Regions from separate parts of the Mus musculus genome. Here region 2 is linked to region 1. The links are chromatin loops, found by intact Hi-C in ENCODE. Cell type or tissue: left cerebral cortex. All regions are shown on one strand. Links, peaks and the distances in the headings refer to the core of each region. The heading gives the core; the rest is flanking DNA.

The links. A loop is a pair of places that touch in the nucleus more often than their neighbours do. Peaks named below come from ENCODE experiments on the same cell type or tissue, not always from the same donor. Only the 100,000 strongest peaks of a DNase experiment are listed, where the experiment ranks them.
Region 2: it touches region 1 in a loop (4-fold over the local background); 1 of 42 quality-filtered maps calls a loop at or near these places.

Annotation. Positions count from the first base shown.
Region 1 is chr5:66,672,039-66,681,038 of GRCm38, forward strand. It overlaps Uchl1 (ubiquitin carboxy-terminal hydrolase L1), which reads left to right and starts at 4,083. Exons shown (of 9, transcript NM_011670.2): 1 at 4,083-4,284; 2 at 4,398-4,409; 3 at 4,906-5,034; 4 at 7,625-7,775. The coding sequence starts at 4,252. It overlaps Uchl1os (ubiquitin carboxy-terminal hydrolase L1, opposite strand), which reads right to left and starts at 4,459. Exons shown (of 5, transcript NR_102714.1): 1 at 4,024-4,459. In left cerebral cortex, for the core only: a CTCF peak has its summit at 6,184; DNase peaks (open chromatin) are centred at 4,104, 4,672, 5,831, 6,134 and 2 more places; H3K4me3 peaks cover 3,891 bases; H3K27ac peaks cover 2,755 bases.
Region 2 is chr5:66,569,692-66,580,781 of GRCm38, forward strand. The region is part of intron 1 of Apbb2 (amyloid beta (A4) precursor protein-binding, family B, member 2); the gene reads right to left. Among named protein-coding and RNA genes, the nearest start is that of Apbb2, 44 kb to the right of the region's middle. In left cerebral cortex, for the core only: a CTCF peak has its summit at 5,571 (motif pointing right); DNase peaks (open chromatin) are centred at 5,858, 6,847 and 7,186.

The sequences.
Region 1 (9,000 bases), core at 4,001-9,000:
GTGCCGAGTGCGTGAGCGTGTGTGCCTGTGGAGGCCGGAAGAGAGCATCGGATCCCCTGGAGCTATAGGTGGTTGTGAGCCCCTGGATGTGGATGCTGGGAACTGAACGCTGGTTCTCGAAAGAGCGGAAAACATTCCAGTCCCCTTCAAGGTCCCCCATGAAGGGCAGCCTTTATAGTTTTTAGCTGGAAAGTTTTTATTGGATGTTTATTATCTGTCAGGTACAAACCCCTATAATGCAGTTATATTCTAATCCGTGTACTTTTCTTCTCTTATCAAATAGATCATGAATATTATATTAATTTAAAGATAGCAAACATTTGGAAGTTATGGTTACCGTTACTGTGATAAAACACCACGACCAAAGCAACCTGGGGAGGAAAGGGTGTATTTGGCTTAGAAGGAAGTCAGGATAGGAACCCCAGCAAGGCAGGAACTCAAGAATTCAAGCAAGGCAAGAACTGGAGGCAGGAGCTGCTGCAGAGGTGCTGCTTTCTGGCTTGCTTGTCCTGGCTTATTCAGCCTTCTTTCTTATAGAATCCAGGACCTCCAACCCAGGAGTGGTACCATCTACACTGGGCTGGGCTCTCCCCCATCAACCACTAATTAAGAAAAATGCCCTGCAGGCTTGCCTACAACCAGACCTCCCTCCTCTGATTAGCCTAGCTTGAGTCAAACTGACGTGAAACTAGTTAACACAGCAGACATCACCAATCAGTCACAGCATTTATTTATTTATTTATTTCCAGGGACTTGGAAACCTACTGAAGGCGCTGAGCTGAGAACTCACGATGATTAAAATTAAATTGAACTTCTTGCTTCTGCTAGAGACAGCGATTCCATTAACTTTACATTCAAATTATGATGCCTAAAATATTTGAAGCTGGGCACGGTGCCACCCTATCTTTAATCCCACACTTGGAAGGCAGAGGCAGTGCATCTAGGCAAGTTCAAGGCCAGATTGGTCTACATAGTGTATTCCAGGCCAAGCAAAGCAACACAGTAAGACCTGTCTCCAAAACATTCTTTAGTTTTCACTCTTTTTCTCACATACTACTCAAAAAGTCGGGTACTACACTCAATAATTCATGTTTAATTGATTTAAAGTTTTTCCTTATGATTTTTGTGTGCTAAATTTAATCAACTTGTGCCATGGGTATGCAACAGGACCTTGCTAAGTTTCCCAGGCTGGCCTTGAACTTGCTAGGTAGCCCAGGATAACTCTACATTTATGATTCTTTTGATTCAGCCTCTTAAGTGTTAGCATTACCATGTTCATCTTGTATATTTAATTTTAAATAGTTATCAAAATGTTGTAATTTTTTTTCAGTTGTCATTTTTCCAAATTCACAATGTTGTAACTGTAGAATTACCAGGGAAAAAGAATTACTCCACTGACCAATTGCACTGTAATGGACGTGCATGTAATTGACATGTAGAGCTCCGTACACATCCCTGGTATGTATGCTGACATGTCTCACCAAACTGTGTACCCATCACTACACCCCCTACCCACCTCATCTCTTTATTTTAAGCTTGTACCTTTAAATAATCCTGGCGTTTAGATTGCTGGGACTTGGTCGCAGGCGCATTCAGTAACTCAGCGCTAACATCACAGTACAGAACTGTAAAACCAACCATAACCAACCGCCACCTCAGACAGCAAATCCCGCCTGTCCAGCCAGCTTTACTGCCAAAAGAGAAGCTAAGCCCCAGCTGGCAAAGCCCATTCTACGTGCATCGTCCTATTTTCTTCTTCTTCTTCTTCTTCTTCTTCTTCTTCTTCTTCTTCTTCTTCTCCTTCTCCTTCTCCTTCTCCTTCTCCTTCTCCTTCTCCTTCTCCTTCTCCTTCTCCTTTTCTTCTTTTCTTCTTTTCTTCTTTTCTTCTTTTCTTCTTTTCTTCTTTTCTTCTTTTCTTCTTTTCTTCTTCTTCTTCTTCTTCTTCTTCTTCTTCTTCTTCTTCCTCCTCCTCCTCCTCCTCCTCCTCCTCCTGCTCCTCCTCCTTCTTTCCTGCAAGTTATACGCCCTAGAATCTGGCTAAGGTCTGTATGAAGCTTCTTGCCCACAATCTGAGCATTTCCGTTCACTCATCTCCCACGTTTGAAAGATCAGGACAAGATCTGTGTCTTCTCTCTTTGTAAGTAGAGAGTTGTTTAATTTAATGATCCATAGTTCCTAGCATATGGTTATATATATGTGTATATATATATATATATATACATACACACATACATATATACACATACATTCACATATATATGTGCATATATATGTATATAAGTATATATATGTGCATATGTGTTTATATATGTGTATATATATATCTATACACACACACACTTGTTTGTTGAATGAATAACTAAGTACCTTCCACAAAGACTTCTGGTCATGACTTCATACTGCCCTTCCTAGCTCTTCTGGCAATACCCATCCACTGCTGACTTCTGCCTGTCCATCAGCCTTAGCTTAAACGCAACTTCCTTTCATGTCTTTCTAATTCCCTCCGCTGAGTTAGGTGTTCCTTCCACACTATAAGAGCTGCAGGAAAGAAGTTTCAATATTCATTTCTGGAATCACCCAGTTCCCAAGCTCAGTGACCAGTGGGAGTAAATGCTTGCTTGTGCAGTATTTGTGATGAATGGATAAATGAAGAAAACTGGAAATGTAGTATGTCTCTGCCAAAAGACAGACATGCACACAGTCTACCCAGGTGTACTGGGTTATGTGTCCGTCTGTCTTGTATTTTTTTTTTTTATTAACTGCATTGAGATGTAATTTACATAGTATAAAATTCACTCAGAATCTTACTAATGCCTTCTTGCCTCTCACACTTGGTAAGTGAAGGTCATTTTTTTTTCCCTGATGGTGAAACTGGGAAGAAAATTGAAGTAGCACATTGCTGAGTCTAAAACAGAAAATGGACCCTTCCAGCCTCATTTACCAGGTTTTGTCTTCCTGCCTCATTTTCCAGCTGTAGCACCAAGCAAATGAACATCTCTGAACCCTGGATCCTGATGTATAAAATTTCACAAATACAATATTGGACCCTCTCAGGGTGAAATAAGATGGCCTGGTAAAGGATCCAGCTGGAGAGGCAGTGCTGTTAAAACAAGGTTGGTTCCCTCCATCCTATGCCTTGCTTACCTCGGGCTAGCAAAAAGCATGTCTGTTTTTCACCATTTGTTCTGAGCATATTTTTTAAAATACCCAACCTGCCTGCATCCTTAGCTACCTCATTCTGTGATTTAGCATCCCTGACAATTGATACAGATCTGGCCCCTCCTTCTACTCCGCCTTCAGCACAAGCGTTTGCCTTCCATCCTTTGAAATGTGCCTGTTAGAAAGAACACCCCCGCCCCCATCCCTGGAGAACCGCGGGCTCTCCTCCGTTGCTATTCCCTTTCTTCTGCGCCCAAAGTATTGTGGACCAAAATCTTATTATCCCAAACCCCTGTTCTTTGAAAAAAGGTTTCCCCTATTTTTTTTTTAAATGCTTTTTCCTTTAAGCCTCTAGTCTCAAATCATCTATCTTTTCTTTGGTCTGTTTCTAAAGTCCTCCGGCGCCCGTATTCTATGTGTCTCGCATGTACTGCTTCCCAGCGACCCACCGGTTCTTCCCCTGGAGTCACATTACATCAGCTTCACTAATGCACTCCGTATCAGATGTTTTATTCTAGGCAGTCCATTAAAAACCGAGCCTGGACACAGGTTGAATTTAACATGGAGGACAGATTGTCTAAGGTTAAGTACAAACTGTTCCGAGATGGGCGGGGGGGGGGAGGGAGGAAGACCGACAAATATTTATATTCATATTAAACACTACATATACCTGTTGATTTTGTGCTTTTTTTTCTCTCTCTCTCAATGTTTCAGAGACCCTCGAGCTTTGGAGTGATTGAGACGACAGAGGAGGGTTTCCAGAAATTTCGCTCCAAATTGAAAGCTCCCTCAAATAGGCTGCTTCATGCGCTCAAGGAACACCCACCAACAAAACCCATCTCCACAACCACCAGATTAGCTCACCGGCGAGTGAGACTGCAAGGTTTGGGGGCTTGGCTTGTACCATTCTGTGCGGTGCATGGGGGAGTTCGAGCCCTCTTGGCCTTCCTCCTCTGCTTGTTTCTGCTCCCGTCTCCCCTGCTCAGGCTTTCCCAGTGAGCGAGGCCGGCGCTTTATAACAGCAGCCTGGGCGGCTCCACCGGCTGTTTTTTCGGCTCCTCGGGTTTGTGTCTGCAGGTGCCATCCGCGAAGATGCAGCTGAAGCCGATGGAGATTAACCCCGAGGTAAGCATAGCTGCTGGGTCGCTTCGGGAGAAATAAGGCTGACCCTTAGCTACAGCTCGGTAGCTGAATCATTTAGTTTTATTATCATTTTCCTCTTTGCTTTTGGCTTTCAGATGCTGAACAAAGTGAGTGGCGCGGCGCGCAGTCTCTGTCCCTATCCTCCAAGAGCATCGTTGGAGACGCCCAGCCGGCCGCGCCCTGTGCAATGGAGGTGGCTGGGCTGGGGCGCCCAGCTGGGTGTCGTCTCTGCCCTGAGTTATCTAGGGGTTTGGGAGTGACTGAGAGATCGATCACGGGGAGGTGGCGGAGGATGGACCCGGACAGCAACGAGCGCGGGGAGCAGCTCTCGAGGGCGTGGCGACGGCCCGCGGACTCTAGTCCGAGGGCTTCGCGCGAGCCACGTGTGGGCTGAGCTTTGTGCTGTGTCACTGCGCGGCACGCAGGGTGGGACGGCGCGGAGGCTCCTCCCAGACTCGGGTGGGGACCCGTGTGTGTGTGTTTGGTGGGGGGTTGGGGAGTGGGAGGGCCGCACGAGGGATGCTCGTGCTGGCCCCGCCCCCTAGCAGGTGCCCATTATTTGTCTGGCTTTTTCGGTCTGGCTGCCCTGTCTTTTTCTTGCAGGTGTTGGCCAAGCTGGGGGTCGCCGGCCAGTGGCGCTTCGCCGACGTGCTAGGGCTGGAGGAGGAGACTCTGGGCTCAGTGCCATCCCCTGCCTGCGCCCTGCTGCTCCTGTTTCCCCTCACGGCCCAGGTAGGGAGAGGTCTGTGATGGGCGGGTCTCAGTGGATACGCAGTGTTGTGGAATGAGTTCCTACCTCACGCTGTCCCCTTTTCCTGTAGGGTCCCTGATAAGGATCCCACTTCTTAGGGTGGGAGGTGCTTGCATTTTCATCGGGGCTCTATTGTGATGTCCATTATTGCCTCAATTTGGAAGAGAAGGAGCCCATTGCGTCTAAGTCTTTTTTTCAGTTATCCAAAGAAAGATCTCCAACTTGTTTATTTTGTTTGTTTGTTTACTTATGAGCCTTGCTCCCACTTGCGGATGGCCGGTTTGTTTTTTTTTTTTTTTCCTTTTAAGGGCCGTGAGTGGGTCAGGTCCCTGGTTTGGTTCTGTTGCTCTCTCACCTGACTGTAAACTGATGAGGGCCTGGCTTGCTTAAGTCAAAAGAGCTGTCTCTTCATTTGCCACCTCCATCTGCCTCTCTGGTGGATTCTCCATTCCCCTCCCCCACCCCTCCCAGCAGGCACACTGTTGAACGTTCCTTTTAGAAAGCTGAATCACTGGTGCACAGAGCCGCGGTCTCCACCTCTCTGACCTTGTGGCTGGATGAAGTAGGGCTCCTGTGACACAGTCATAGAGACACTTCTTCATTTTCTGAAACAGTCTTCCATCTTCCACTGGGCAGGGATGCAAATGATTCAGGCTGAGCCATAGAGAAAGACAAAACTGGGGGTTATGCGTTGTCTCGCCGTGTGTGGAGCCCCAGTAAATCACTGCATCGTCTCCCTCCTGTGGGCTCTTAGCTTCCTAATGATTTAAGAGGGGATGACATTGGTAAAACTTGGAGGCATTTGCGTCTCTGCCAGATGGGATGAGGCTAATTAAATACCGTCCTGAGGGCAGGTGTTCTAGAGGCATCCTTGACCTGACCGGAACTAAGCTGTATGGGAAGTTCTAGGCCCTGCTCCTAGCAGATGGTCTCTGATGAGTTCAAACATGGAGTTTGGATGATGTCGGCGACGCGTTTTCCAGTCGGAGCTTTCATTGCTACCACTCCGTGTCAGATTGGCTTCCTTGACTGAACCAAAGTCGGCTCTCGTCCTGCCGTAGAGGTTTCTGGAGCTGCTCTCCAGAGGAACCATGATGACTTGGAGGTTTTGAGCAGAGCTCAGGCAAGGCCTCTGGGAGGCAGTGGTGAGCCCGCTCCCTTGGAACTGGTCTCATTTTGCAGGCTCCAGTGGATTTTTTAAGAGGACATTCCAGTTTGGTTGGGCTACTGTTTTGTCCTTTAGCTGCCGTCTAATCTGCCCCATCTATAGAGTACTTATTCTGCATATGTAATGGGTAAAACACTGAAGAATTCTTTTTGATGAGAAATGAAGCTTATAGTCTGTCCGCAAGCAAGCTAGTTTAGCAGGCATCTCATCCTCACTAGGGTTATGTCGGGAGCTCCGAAGTGAACATCTTAAATCACTTTGGTGGTGATGAGATCCAGGCATGAGCTTAGGCATGAGCTGGGTGGTGGTCTATTTTACAACGATAGCTGATTGATTAGCAGGAAGAGGGGCGAGAACCCTGAACAGTAAGTGGGAAGCAAGAACAGTCGAGCTTCAGTTCATCTCCCAGGACAGTTGTCTTCCTCTCCTATAGCCACAGAGAAAATGCACACTCGCATTCCCAAGTACACTAAACACGGCGGGCTCCTAGAATCGGAACCCAGCTGGCTGATGTGCTGTGTGAGTTTTGCTGGCCGTGGGCAGTGGGCATTTCTAGGGCAGCAGCACCTGCTTTTGATTGGCAACTCCTGACTTCTCAGGTCTTCCAAACTCAGCAGTGAGAGGAATGGACAGTCTCTGGAGTCGCTGAACACTTAATTGACTCTAAAAGAAAGATAAAAGATTTAATGCTCGGAGGAAATCTCTCGTTCATAGAGCAGCCTCCCCAGATAATTGCTAATCTGCCTTCCGGTTAGAACATCCCCTGTATTGCTGGCAAGGATAAACTAGTACCCTGTCTTCTGCAAAATGAAAGTTTAGGTTTTTGTTTGCTTGTTAGTTTTAAACCATAGTCCAATCCTTGTACCAGTTGGTTTTACTTTTCTAAAACAAACCAGGAAGGGAAGTTCTTGGATCTGCTTGCCCCTTCCAAACAGTTAAACCTTGTTGAAAGGCATTGACTTGCACACAAATGGAACCGGTGAAGAATAGCGGAACAGATACCAGCTGGTGCTAACACTGGGTATTGATCAAAGCTTGATTAGAAGCCTCTGAAATGCAGTCATTCTTCTCACTGAAGGGAGAAAGCCCTGAGTACAGCTCTGTTTGCAGATTTCACGACACCCCGCCTCCAGCTAAAGGTTGCCGTGGTGTCTAGACAGCCTTGGGCAGCATCCAAGGCAGTGCCTGCCTGCACTGCAGCATCGGGGTGGAGCCCCACGGCCTGCTTGGGTGTGGGAGGAAGACTCTGGGCATTCAACAGCATCTAGAACCATGGCGCTTACTCATGGTCACACATCCCGCTGTTTATCTCTTTAGAACTGGCTGGACCACCATCTGCTTACTTTAAATGTTCGTTTTGAGATGGAAAAAAACCCAAAACAAATAATTTCTCCCATTCACAGCATGAAAACTTCAGGAAAAAGCAAATTGAGGAACTGAAGGGACAGGAAGTTAGCCCTAAAGTTTACTTCATGAAGCAGACCATCGGAAACTCCTGTGGTACCATCGGGTTGATCCACGCAGTGGCCAACAACCAAGACAAGCTGGAATTTGGTACTTGTGGCTTAATCATTTGGTCATCTGTTATTTTTTTTAATTATTATTGTGGGTACATGCCACGGCATGCCAATGGGGGGTTAGAGTAGAGCTTTGTGGGGTCCTCTCCTTCTGCTTGATAGAGGCTTGGGGGGTCCACTCACCATCTAAGTCACCTGCTATTTAAACTTGAGGCGTGGGGTTCAAAGAAACATGGGGTTTTACAGGGACCATTTATTTCAGCAATGTATAAACACATACACTCAGGTGGGTCAGGACAGGCCCTCACTCTGTGGCTCTAATTTTGGCTGGCCTGGCTGGCCTTGAACTCAAGGCAATCCTCTTGCCTCAGCTTCCTACTGGGACTTAGAGGTGTGTGCCTCCACATCCATCTTTAAAGTAGTTTGAAGCCTGTTAATGAACCCAGATATAGTACCATGAAGGGTGTGTTGCTATTTGTTTTGAGGGAAACTAATTCTCTTAAGAAGTATTGGCCCTCTTTTTTTTCTTTTTTTTTTTTTCTCACAGCTTTATGGGGTTTAAGTGAAAGGAATACTGGAGGGCCAGCTGATGTAAAGATTCATTCATTAATTCGTGTGTGTGTGTGTGTGTATATATATATATATTTTTTTTTATTCATGTGTATACACACACACATATACATACATATATACATATATATGCTCAAAATTCTAAGGAATTAATGGTGATATCCAGAAAGTAGGGATCCTGTCTACAGCGCTTCTGTCTCTCATAATTGACAGAAGGACCAGAAGAGCTGCCAGCTGCTGACACACAAAGGTGTAGCAGCAGCAGCCTGAAACCCTATTAAAGGGAGCCACTGAGAGCAAAAGCAGGTGGAGGGCCTCATCCTCCCGCCAGTGGAACCTGAACGGGATGTAGGAGAGCGAGGTCTGAGCCCTTACGTCTGTGAAAGGCACAAGAGCCAGCAAGGAAGGTTACAGTCACATAGCAGTTATGTGCGATTCAGGCCAAGGATCAGCAGTTTCTCCCGAAGCCAGACTATAAACCTTTCAGGCTTGGAGAGCTATGTGGGCTCTGACTCTGTAGCTGAAACCTGGCCATAGCTATGCTGGAAGCCCATGGGGTCCCATGAAAACTTTATTTGTAGAAAGAAGTAATAGTAACTTGTCTTCTGATTTTGAGTGGCTGCAAATGGCTACAAATTGAATATCCTCAGCCTTGTTACTCCTGCAGGTCAAATACAGTCCCAGCTACTCAG
Region 2 (11,090 bases), core at 2,892-7,891, 100 kb before region 1:
TGAGGCAAACTCTGCAGCTTGCTGAACAAATACGATGACAGAAGACATAATAAGGGCTAAGAGGCAAAACTAGAAATTCACAGGCAGCAAATGTTTGCTGGGGTCAGGGGCAGGGGTTCCTCAGTGCTGTAGCCATGTCCCTGCAAACAACCCCCTTACCCATGTTCTTGTACTGAGCCCTAATAAAACTAAGTTAAAAAAAAATCCACATGTCCTAATTTCACTTCCATGATAAAATACCTTGACAAAAAAGCAACTTAGGGCCAGACTTAGCAGTACAGACCTTTAGTCCCAGCACCTGAGAGGTAGAGGCAGGTGGATCTCTTGTTGGAGACCAGCCTGGTCTACATAGTCAGTTCCTGGCCAGCCTAGGCTATACAGTAAGACCCTGTCTTCACAACAAAGGCAAGGTAGAGCACAAAGAGTATATACTTTAGCTCACAATTCCAGTTTACTGTCCATCCTTGCAGGGAAGTCAAGGCAGTCAGTGGGAACCGTGAAGCAGCCAGTCACATCCACACCAGGAGAACTCAATGCATGCATGCCACCTGTTCGGCTCACTTTCTCCCTCATCCGATTCTGTATTCAAATCCAGGGGATGGTCCTGCCCATTTTCACCGTAGGTCTTTCCAAATCAGATAATATAAATGAGACAGTACCCCTACAAACATGCCTACAGGCCAATCAGATCTAGACAAGCCTTCATTGGGACTCTCTTCCCAGGTGACCCTAGACTGTGTCAAGTTGACAATTAAAACTAATGGACATGACATCAGGGAAACACAAATCAAAACTACTGTGGGATTTTATTTTACAACCATCAGAATGGTTGCATTGCTGATGGTTGCTCCACCTACATAACTCATTGAACATGGATAAGTCCAGCTGGTGCCTACAGAGACTTCACCTCAGCATGCTAGCATCTTTGGTACAGAAAGGTATTCTGCACACTCCCAAAGGTGAAGGGTAAACACCAACCCAGCCACAAAACCACTGATCTACAAAGGTGTCCTGCCTGCAAGACACACTAGGACAATGGTAGCACGAAGCTTGGGAGGTAGCCAATATCAGATTTAACTTAAGGCCCACTCCACAAGCTGGAACCCATACCTGGCACTGCTTAGGTGACCAAGAACCTGAGATTAAATAGCTCAGGGACCTAGAGTAAAACCAAATACCACTGTTCTAAAAAAAAAAAAAAAAAAAAGTAGCAATAAAATGACTCATAACGATATTCTGCTATGCTCATCGGCCAGTCCCTTGCTCAGTCATCCTCAGACAGGCTTTCTCCTGCAGCAGACGGGAGCAAATAAAGAGACACACAGCCAGCCATTATTCAGAAAGTGAGAAAACCTGGACTGCTCACCCCTAAAAAGGATGTCACTATCAAATCCTTCCCCTGAGGGATTACGGAACCCTAAGGAAGAGGAGTCAGAAAGAATGTAAGAACCAGAGAGGGTGAGGGACACCAAGGAAACAAGGCCCTCTAAGTCAACAAGACTGGCACATATGTGAACTCACTGAGACCTGGGCAGCATGTGCAGGCACTGCACAGGTCTGCACCACACAGAGCCCTAGAGCTGAAAGGAGAAGACACATGGACACATGTCCCAATCCCTAACCCAGAAGAAATCTCCAACTGATAACCCCTTGCAAATGAAATTTTAATTTCCTCTAAGGGAGTCTCGCTGTCAAAACCAACTATTCTTACGAAAAGGTTGAATGCCCATACATGCTCAGATATTTGAATGTTTCTTTCCCAGTTTGGGGAGGGTTGGGTGTGGCGACCATTCTCTTTTGGACCACCGTTTAGCACAGACATTTCCGAGATAGGATAACATTCAGTCTGTGGTGTGAGTGTGACTCACCTGTGCAAGACTACCATGAAAAAGAGAAACAAGTGGGGCAGAAAGAGTGATAGATAGATAGATAGATAGATAGGTGATAGACAGACAGACAGATGGTAGATAGGTGATTGATAGGTAGATAGATGATAAACAGATGCAGATGATAGATGGTAAACAGATAGATGAGAGAGATGGTAGATAGATGATTGATAGGTAGATAGAAAGATAGATAGATAGATAGATAGATAGATGATAAACAAATGAACAGATGATGGATAGATAGATAGATGATAAACAAATGAACAGATGATGGATGGATGGATAGATAGATAGATAGATAGATAGATAGATAGATAGATAGATAGATAGAATTTAAATGTTTAATTTGTCCATAAAAAGAGCTCAAAGATAACTTCACAGCCAAAACCCAACATGAAGGAGGAGGAGCAGCAGCAGGATTAGGAGGAGGCAGCCAGGCTAAAAGGAGAAAGAGCCCGCCATCCCCCTACCTCCCCAAACCCCCCCCCCATCCCGCCCAGATTAAATGAATAGAGTCACCTGAGGGCAAGAGCCCACCCACCAAAGAACCCAATTCATGGAACCACAAACTCATTTGGAAAGAGAAAACTAAAGCTCTGAGTGCAAAAGGAGCCTCCAGACTGCAGGACCATGAGCCCAAGGCCTGCATCTCTGGCTGGATCAAGGACTCCCAGATAGGGTTAGGCACCAAGGGAGGTGGAGCTGCTGAGGCACAGCAAAAGCACGTCCCCAGCTGTGCTGGAAATTCACCACGGCATCTTCTTTCACCTGACAGAAGAGAAAGGCAGCCTGGCGAAAGATGCCAAGCTGTCATTTTCTCAATGACGCTTTTTGACTATCAAGCGAGCTCATTTTAGGATACATATTGAAAATCTTCAGATTGCAAGGTGTAACCTTAAGAAAGGAAACGCTTCGCAAATGAACGGCGCTGCTCCTTTTCACAGAGAGAAATCTACACTCATCATTACATCTTCACTGAGCTCTGCTGCCTGAATTTACGGCCCCTCTTTCAAAATCTTGGTGATTACCACTCCAAGGACATTCCGTCCTTTGCGCAAATCATCAGACACTCTGCTAACTGTCTGCGCAACAATTTCAACTGTAGCTGAGATTTCCTTTGCCAACTTGAGGAACTTAAAGTGCTTAAGTCTATAAACTAATAAAGCAAGACAAACTCTCACTAGCCCAAATAGCCCTTGCCCCTGGGGCTATTTTTAAACTCCTAGTCAAAGATTGGATCTGATTTATTTTTTAAAAGTAGAAGTTAGTTTAAAATGAGAGACTAAGATAACCCAATTGTTCCTGGTTTTTTGTTTTTGTTCTTTTCTTTTTTGGGGGGGTTGGTTGGTTGGTTTTTCCTTTTTTTCAAAGTATGTTTAGCTGCCCAAAGTAGAATCCATCTGAGGCACGGGGGAAAGGAAGAGATCAAATGCTAAACTGTCTCAGGAAATAACCGGATAGATTCTTACTGCCCAGGGAATAGACGGAAGAGTCCAAAACTCTGTCCATTCCTTAGCTAAAAGGAAAAGGGGGGTGGGGGGAGCACTTTAAGAGTAAGAAAGTATCTCCAATGAAATGGCCACATCCCAGTTGGCAGCTAGCTACAAAACCCAGCAGGACAGCAGAGATGAGAGAGGCACACTTCTTAGTCTTCACGACATTGGAAAAGGATGGCACACGAAGCAATTGCCTGAGAGTGTGTGGGGGTCCTAATTTATTAAGTTACACATGAACCTTCTGGGGGAGGCAGTGGCTTTCCTCAAAACAAAGAATTCTAAGCCAATCTCTGCCTAGCCCCGCTGCCAGGTTAGCTAGTCCTACAGAGAGACAGCCGCTACAAAGAAACAATGACGATGGTGTTTGAACAACTCATCCACTCCTGCTGAGCCTCATCTGAACATGGGCCTATTGTACCTGTGGGCCACAGATGGGAGCCAGTCTTTGAACTGTTACCAGCTGAATCAAGCACATCTACAAAGAGGGGCCAATTAGAAGTGTCTGCAGCCATCAGGCAGGAATGTCCCTCTAGTCCCGTCCCTCCCCACAGCAAACTCTCACCACTGACCTTGCAAGAGAGTGCCCATGAGGCAAACCATCACCTAGACAAGCCCCAAAGAACCATGTGACCCCAGTGAGAGTCAGGCAAGCTTGTCGATTGTATTATAAGAGATTAAAACTTAGTTTGTCAAATATAAACTAAAAGTATTAAAACTGGAAATCCACTTTTTTTTAGAGGAAAGATCCTCTAAACAAAACCATGACTGTGTAAGATAATCTACTGAAACTGGCTCCTAAGGAGGGTTGGAATCTAGTTTTTAGCACTTCCTTTTGGAGAAAAATTTTTAGAACAACCCGAGGTGAAACTGCTTTAAAATGCCATTTCACGTGGATTGCAACAGATGTCCCTTTCATTGTCCTCAGTGCCCTTTGTTCATTCTCTCCTGTGAGTGTTACTAAATTGAAACCCCAAACAGCCTATGTGTACACAGCACTGAACCCCAAGATGAGCTACCAACTACTGTACCACCCAGCAGTCAGGCTTAAAGAGCAAGAAGTAAACCCACTCACAAGAACAAGGTCATTGGTAGTAGGGTATGTGTTCAAAGTATGCATAAAGGCATTCAAGGGGGATAATCAGTTTTAAATACAACATTTTATTTAGCTGTAATGGAAATTTTAAAACTGTCAAGTGTCATAGTGATTTTTATGACTACACATTTTCAGTGGACATGAACAATTTTTATCTTTTTGCATTATATTGTGCTGCTTTCTATGAAAATTTTTTAATGAAACATAATTTTATCTGTTGTCTCTGAAATTAACTTTAAGACTGGGATTTCATTTTGTGTGCTTTTTATTTGTTTGGTTGTTTTTTTTTTTTCTTGTTAAAAAAAAAAATACATGTTCATGACAGATTGGAAATGAGGAAGATCCACTCGTGGGTTCGGAAGCAGAGACGTGCTCCTAGCAAGCAAGCCGCCCCCTTCCCTAGGGTCGGATGTGCTTGTACCTAAGGTAGATATGTCTCATGGTCTCATAATTCAATTGTATATCAGCACAGTACATTTTAGATAAAGACATAAAATGTTAGTTCAGGAAAATTAAGGCTTCTGAGGGGATTAAGTTGAACACTTGAATGATTTGGAATAACTCAATAAAACTGAACCATGGAAATAATTGACATTATATTCAGTGTGAGGCAGAGAGAGGCAACAAGAACTAAAAAAATCTAGGACTTTCCCATCAAGTAATTGCACAAGTATCTCAAGGTTCTTTTTCTATTGTTCTAGGAGTTGAAGTAGGACTTTGTGTCCTGTGTCCAATGGGCGTCCTACCACTGACACGTATCACCAGTCCTTTTTACTTATATTCTTTTATATTGAGCCAGGGTCCTTGAACTGGCTATGTTGCCCAGGCTGGCCTGGAGCTTACCTTCCTCTGCTTTAGCGTCCCAAGGACCTGGGATTGTTTACATGGTGCTTTGAAACCCCAAACTGAAGGTTAGCAGACTTTGCTTTGTCTTGGTTGTAGTTGTGCAAAAGTCAATATAGAAACCTCCTATCCTACCCGGGCCCTATCTCAGAAATCAGCAGAGGAGATATGAATATAAAATCTTAAAAAAATATACGTATTGTTTGGGTGAGTGTTTGACTGCATGTATCAATACATGCGTGCATATGGCATCTGCAGAGGCCAGAAGAGGGCATCAGGCCCCCTGGAACCGGAGTTCCAGATGGTCGTGGGTGCTCCTCGCCAAGAGCAGCAAGTGCTCTTAACAGCTGAGCCATCTCTCCGGCCCGAATGCGACATTTTTCACATCGCTCCACTTTGAATAAGTGATCGGCTGCTTGTCCTGGCAGTCCCAGACAAAAGTGCTCGTGTCGTAAATACAAAATTCTATATAGAATGTTCCAGAGACTCTGGCTCCCTAGCTCGCCAACTGAGACATAAGTGCTTAGGTGATTAAGACAAAGGCAAAATACAATGTCCGGGGGAGTCACAGCCATCAAGGAAGCAGAAGGAGTCCAAAAGGAGATCCTAACCAAATAAAGACAATTGTTTTCTCTGGTGAGTTGCAAGCTGGTGTCTCTTTCTTAGTAACAGTCTGCCCACAGCCCTCTGTCGTGGAGAATGTACGCGTTAGCAGTTAACAGCATTAAACAAACTGAAGTCAAGTCCTCAGCCGGGTGAACTCGGCCACAAAACAGAAAAACAGCACTTCCCAGGCAAAGCCCAAAGGTCCAAAAACAAAAATGTACTGGAAAAGTAATATACAAAAGGAGGTACCACAAGCCGGGCAGTGGTGGCGCATCCCAGCACTTGGGAGGCAGAGGCAGGCGGATTTCTGAGTTCGAGGCCAGCCTGATCTACAAAGTGAGTTCCAGGACAGCCAGAGCTACACAGAGAAACCCTGTCTTGAAAAACCAAAAAAAAAAAAAAAAAAGGAGGTACCACAAAGCATCTCTTACCATTGCTACTAAAAAAATAAAAATGTCAGTGGAATCCTAAGCCATAAACCAAACTGACCCAAAGTCATGCTTTAGCCTCCGACTGAATTTACATTTTTGTAGACTAGCCACACTGGCCCAGTGTTTAGGATTAAAATTTTTATTTAGTCTTGAGAAAAATAAGTCTAATGGGAAGTGTGCTGAGAGACATTAGCTCATAAAGGCTCATTTCCTAAAACATTCTGAACTGACCAAAACTAAAAAAAAGTACAAGAGAAAACAATGTAACCGAAATGGTTCTCTGTCAATTATACTGCACCTATGCAAATAGAATGAAAAGAATATAACACACACACCACACCACACACACACACACCTGTCCCTTATCCCTGCCCCTCCCCACCCCACTCCCACCCGCTCTCCTGCACACTCAGAAGCAACTAGCTGTGAAGGTCTGAGCAGATGGTACAGACACTGGGCAGATGCTCGGGAGCCGCTATCTGTCCTGGCGCTGGCGCTGGCTCTGCCTGAGGAAGGATGGAAACACCGGGCAATTAGAGAGATCCGGGAGGAGAGAGGAGTCCCTCATCCGAGAGCCAGCTGAAAAGCAAGAATTCCAGCACAGAGAACTCCAGTCTCTGCTATCAGCAGTACCACAGAGAGTTAACACTGCTCTCCTATAGAACTATATTACGTTAAACGGAGATCTAGGCCTAAAGTCTGGATGTATAAGACCTTGCATAGGGTCTCATTTCATTCCTCTTGAGGATCTCAAAACTGCTGTCAGGAAAGCTATCTACCTCCCTGAGTCCCTGTGGACTGGACTTTTCTTTATCAGTTAGCAGTTAACAGCATTCAACAAATTCAAGCAGAGCCCTCAGGGGGTGGAGGCAGCTACAACACAGAGAGAGCATCATCTTTCCAGGCAGAGCCCAAAGGTCAAAAGCAATCCTGTCAGATGCCAACCTCAGAATCACCCATCAACTAGGCAGTAACTGCAAACGCCCCCAAAGTCATCTCTGTAACTATTTTAAAAATAAGAATGAGGAGGAGGAGTCGTCGTCTTTGAATCACAGGACTTTGAGAAGCCTACACCCAGGCTCCTGGGTCTGTGTGACTCTTAATCCTTATGCATTATCTATAATAAAATCTCTACCTCTGCTTCATAAATTGGATAGTTCTGAAATTCTTCTCAGTGTCAAATTCCCTAGAACTTTCTAAGGGAACTCCTTGGGCTTCTTGGAAGTGTCATGAGGAAGCTACACCTTCTTTACCTGTACCCCCAAAATGTTTACATGACAATCATTAGTGCCAGGACCTCATGGAAGGAACTTGCCTCCTTTTGAGGCCCCCAAATATGAAATCGAGGAGTCAGTGCAGGCAAACACTAGACGGGACCCCTGCGCTAGATTAGACTCCCAGCCGACATTGAACTGAAGCTTTGCAGTCAATCAGAGATGTCTGCGGACAATCATGAGATCTGGCCTGTGAGCAGAGCCAAACACCACCTGACACCGCTGAGGGTTAGTTATCCTAGTTACAAAAGTCAGGAAAACACAGAGAGCCACGTAGCCCGTCAGAAAGGAAAAGGAACTTCACTACAAAATCCTTATGTCTTAAAATGGCTTTTCCTGCTGGACATGGTGGGCTCGCCTCTAATTCCAGCACTTGGGAGGTAGAGGGCAGGTGGATCTCTGTAAGTTTAAAGTCAGCCTGCTTTATATAGTGAGTTCCAGGCCAGGCAAGGCTACATAGGGAGAGCCCCTCCCCACCCGCAATTGCAAGAATTAATCCATTAAGATTTATAATTTTTTAAAACTTGGGTTTTTTTGTATACATTTTTTTAATATTTTTATTATTACGTATTTTCCTCAATTACATTTAGAATGCTATCCCAAAAGTCCCTCATACCCTCCCCCCCCCCACTCCCCTACCCACCCATTCCCATTTTTTGGCCCTGGCGTTCCCCTGTACTGGGGCATATAAAGTTTGTGTGTCCAATGGGCCTCTCTTTCCAGTGATGGCCGACTAGGCCATCTTTTGATACATATGCAGCTAGAATCAAGAGCCCCGGGGTACTGGTTTTGAAAGAAGAAGGAGGAGGAGAAGGAGGAGGAGGAGGAGGAGGAGGAGGAGGAGGAGGAGGAGGAGGAGGAGAGCATGCTCAGACAAACGGATTCACCTGGGCATCTTTGTCTTTGCTCTGAGAAGGTTAAATCCTTTGTGTTGGGAGAGAAAGTTGAAGGCTCAGTGAAGAACACACACTAAATCTATGTGTCTGGGCCCAGGCCCAGCCACATAGCATGGGAAGTTTCTGTTTCCTTATCTACAAATTAAGGGCAATGGGGTCTCAGTCTCACATGGGATTCTGTGCATGCCTGACGCAGTGAGCATGTCTCTGGAACACAAAAAAGCTTACATAGAGAAGTATTTGCTGAAATGATGTTCCCTAATGTTCTAAATAAAAACCATGTAAGTATGAAGACTCCCAAAAAGTCATAAAAATGTCAACATTGAACAATTAAACACAAACAAGTTGAACACCCCACCCCTGAAAAAAACCCCAAAATGTACAAATATGGATTCTGCTGCATTTCTTTATCTTGAATTTTTAGATTCAAAAGTATTCAAACAGTAAAGTCCATACAAACATTCCAAAATCTAAAAATCTCAAAAATCTGAAACACTTCTACTCCCTAGCATTTCAGAGAAGGGACAGTGAATATATAAAACATTTAAAAGTCTAAGGCTTTTCTTTTTTAATAACTATGAGAATAATTTCATTTACCTCTTTCCCCAGACTCCAATCCTCCATCTATCTATCCTGATAAATTAGTTTCCCTAAAGTGATTTGTGTTTAAGTCACTCCCTAGAAAAGACATGGGGATTTCCAGGAAAAACTTCAAAGCCCACAGTTGAGCTCTGGGCACACACACACTCACACACACACACACACACACACACGACTACAATGAGCCTCCCCGCCTTGTTGCTCCTCTTGAGGTTCTTAGGAAGGCTTACATGTCTACAGCAGAGTGATTACTAGATTCTATCTATCTTCTCCACTAGACTGACAGCCAGGAGCTCCGGTTGTATTTTACCTGACAGTATTACACCTATCACAGAGAGCGGCCCCTGCATGGGGGCTTCATCTTCTGTCACAGCTCACACAACACCTCAAGATGAGCTTCCCTGTAAAGCCCCAGGGGGAAAGGTGGGGCAGACAGGAAAAACCAACGCCCTAAAGTGAACTTCACTGAGTCACCCAAAGTCATAGTCTTAGGAAGTGGCAAGGAACCAAGTGTGTTAACTCCTAGTCTGGGGTTCCTTCCAGAACTTTCTGATGCCAAAGTTAAATCCAATAAAATATTTAGGCCTCCACCTTGCTCTGTTATCATTTAGCCTCTGTGGCTTTCACTCGTCCTTCTCCCACCTACAGCTCCTCCCTCCTCCTACCCCCTTTCCAAGTTCCCATTTATGAGACAAACATTAAGGACTGTGACTGACAAGAAACCCCACTCCTTCCTCTGGGGGTGCAGTCTTCTGGGGGTATCATATATATTCACCTATTTACATACAAACTTGAATGGAATACAGATTTATATACCATCAATTTATATAACATCATTAAGAATCACAGCAACGGGGGCTGGAGAGATGGCTCAGCAGTTAAGAGCACTGACTGCTCTTCCAGAGATACTGAGTTCAATTCCCAGCAACTACATGGTGGCTTACAACCATCTGTAAATGGGATCTGATACTTTCTTCTGGTGTGTCTGAAGACAGCTACACTATACTTATACATAAAATAAATAAATAGATAAATGTAAAAAAAAAAAATAGAATCACAACATCCATAGACACAAGTATCTCAAGACCCCACTCTACCAAAACACCCTTTGATCCATTGTGGCCATTAAATGGTTAACAAAACACCCTTCGATCCATTGTGGCTATTAAATGGTTAACAGTCCTTTTGGAAGGTGTTGGCTCAAAGCACCGACAAATGAAAATGGAAACAGAGCAATATCTTTGGATTCTAGCACAGAACCACAACTCCAAACACGGCAGCAATAAACCTACAGTAATCTTCATGAAATATACTATTAATTAAATGTTGGTGTGAGGAACGCAATGCAGAATAACTGCCATATCAACCTTCTCTAAAGACAAATCTCCAAAGGCTTTAAACAAGTAAAAACTGAGTCCGTGAATATTTCACATGTCTAGGTTTATTTAAAATTCCCAACTCAGGCATGGTGGCTCATGTCTGCAATCCCAGTACCTGGGAGGCTGAAGCAGGAGAACTTGCAAGATTTCCAGGCCAGCCTGTGTTATGCATAGTAAATTTAGGCCAGCCTGAGCTACAGAATAAAGCCCCATCTCAAGGAAAAAAACAAACAAACAAACAAAAACAAAACATTAAAATAAATTGTTCCATAGGAGATGGCCATGTGGCACACACCTTTAGCCCCAGCCCTGGGAAGGCGAGAAAAGGAAGATTTCTATGACTTCAAAGCCAGTTTGATCTACATAGCAAGTTCCAGGAGAGCCAGAGCTATGTAGTGAGACTTTTTTTTTTTAAATACCATAAGAGTCATATAACGGCACAGAAAAGAACTACAAAGGGTTAAAACAGAGAATATAAAAATGCAGAAACAGGAGAAAGCTATCTTCATAATAGCCATCTTTTAAAGCCCCAGGGAAGGCACACAACACGGTAGTTCACAATGTCAACTCACAGCACCCTTTAATA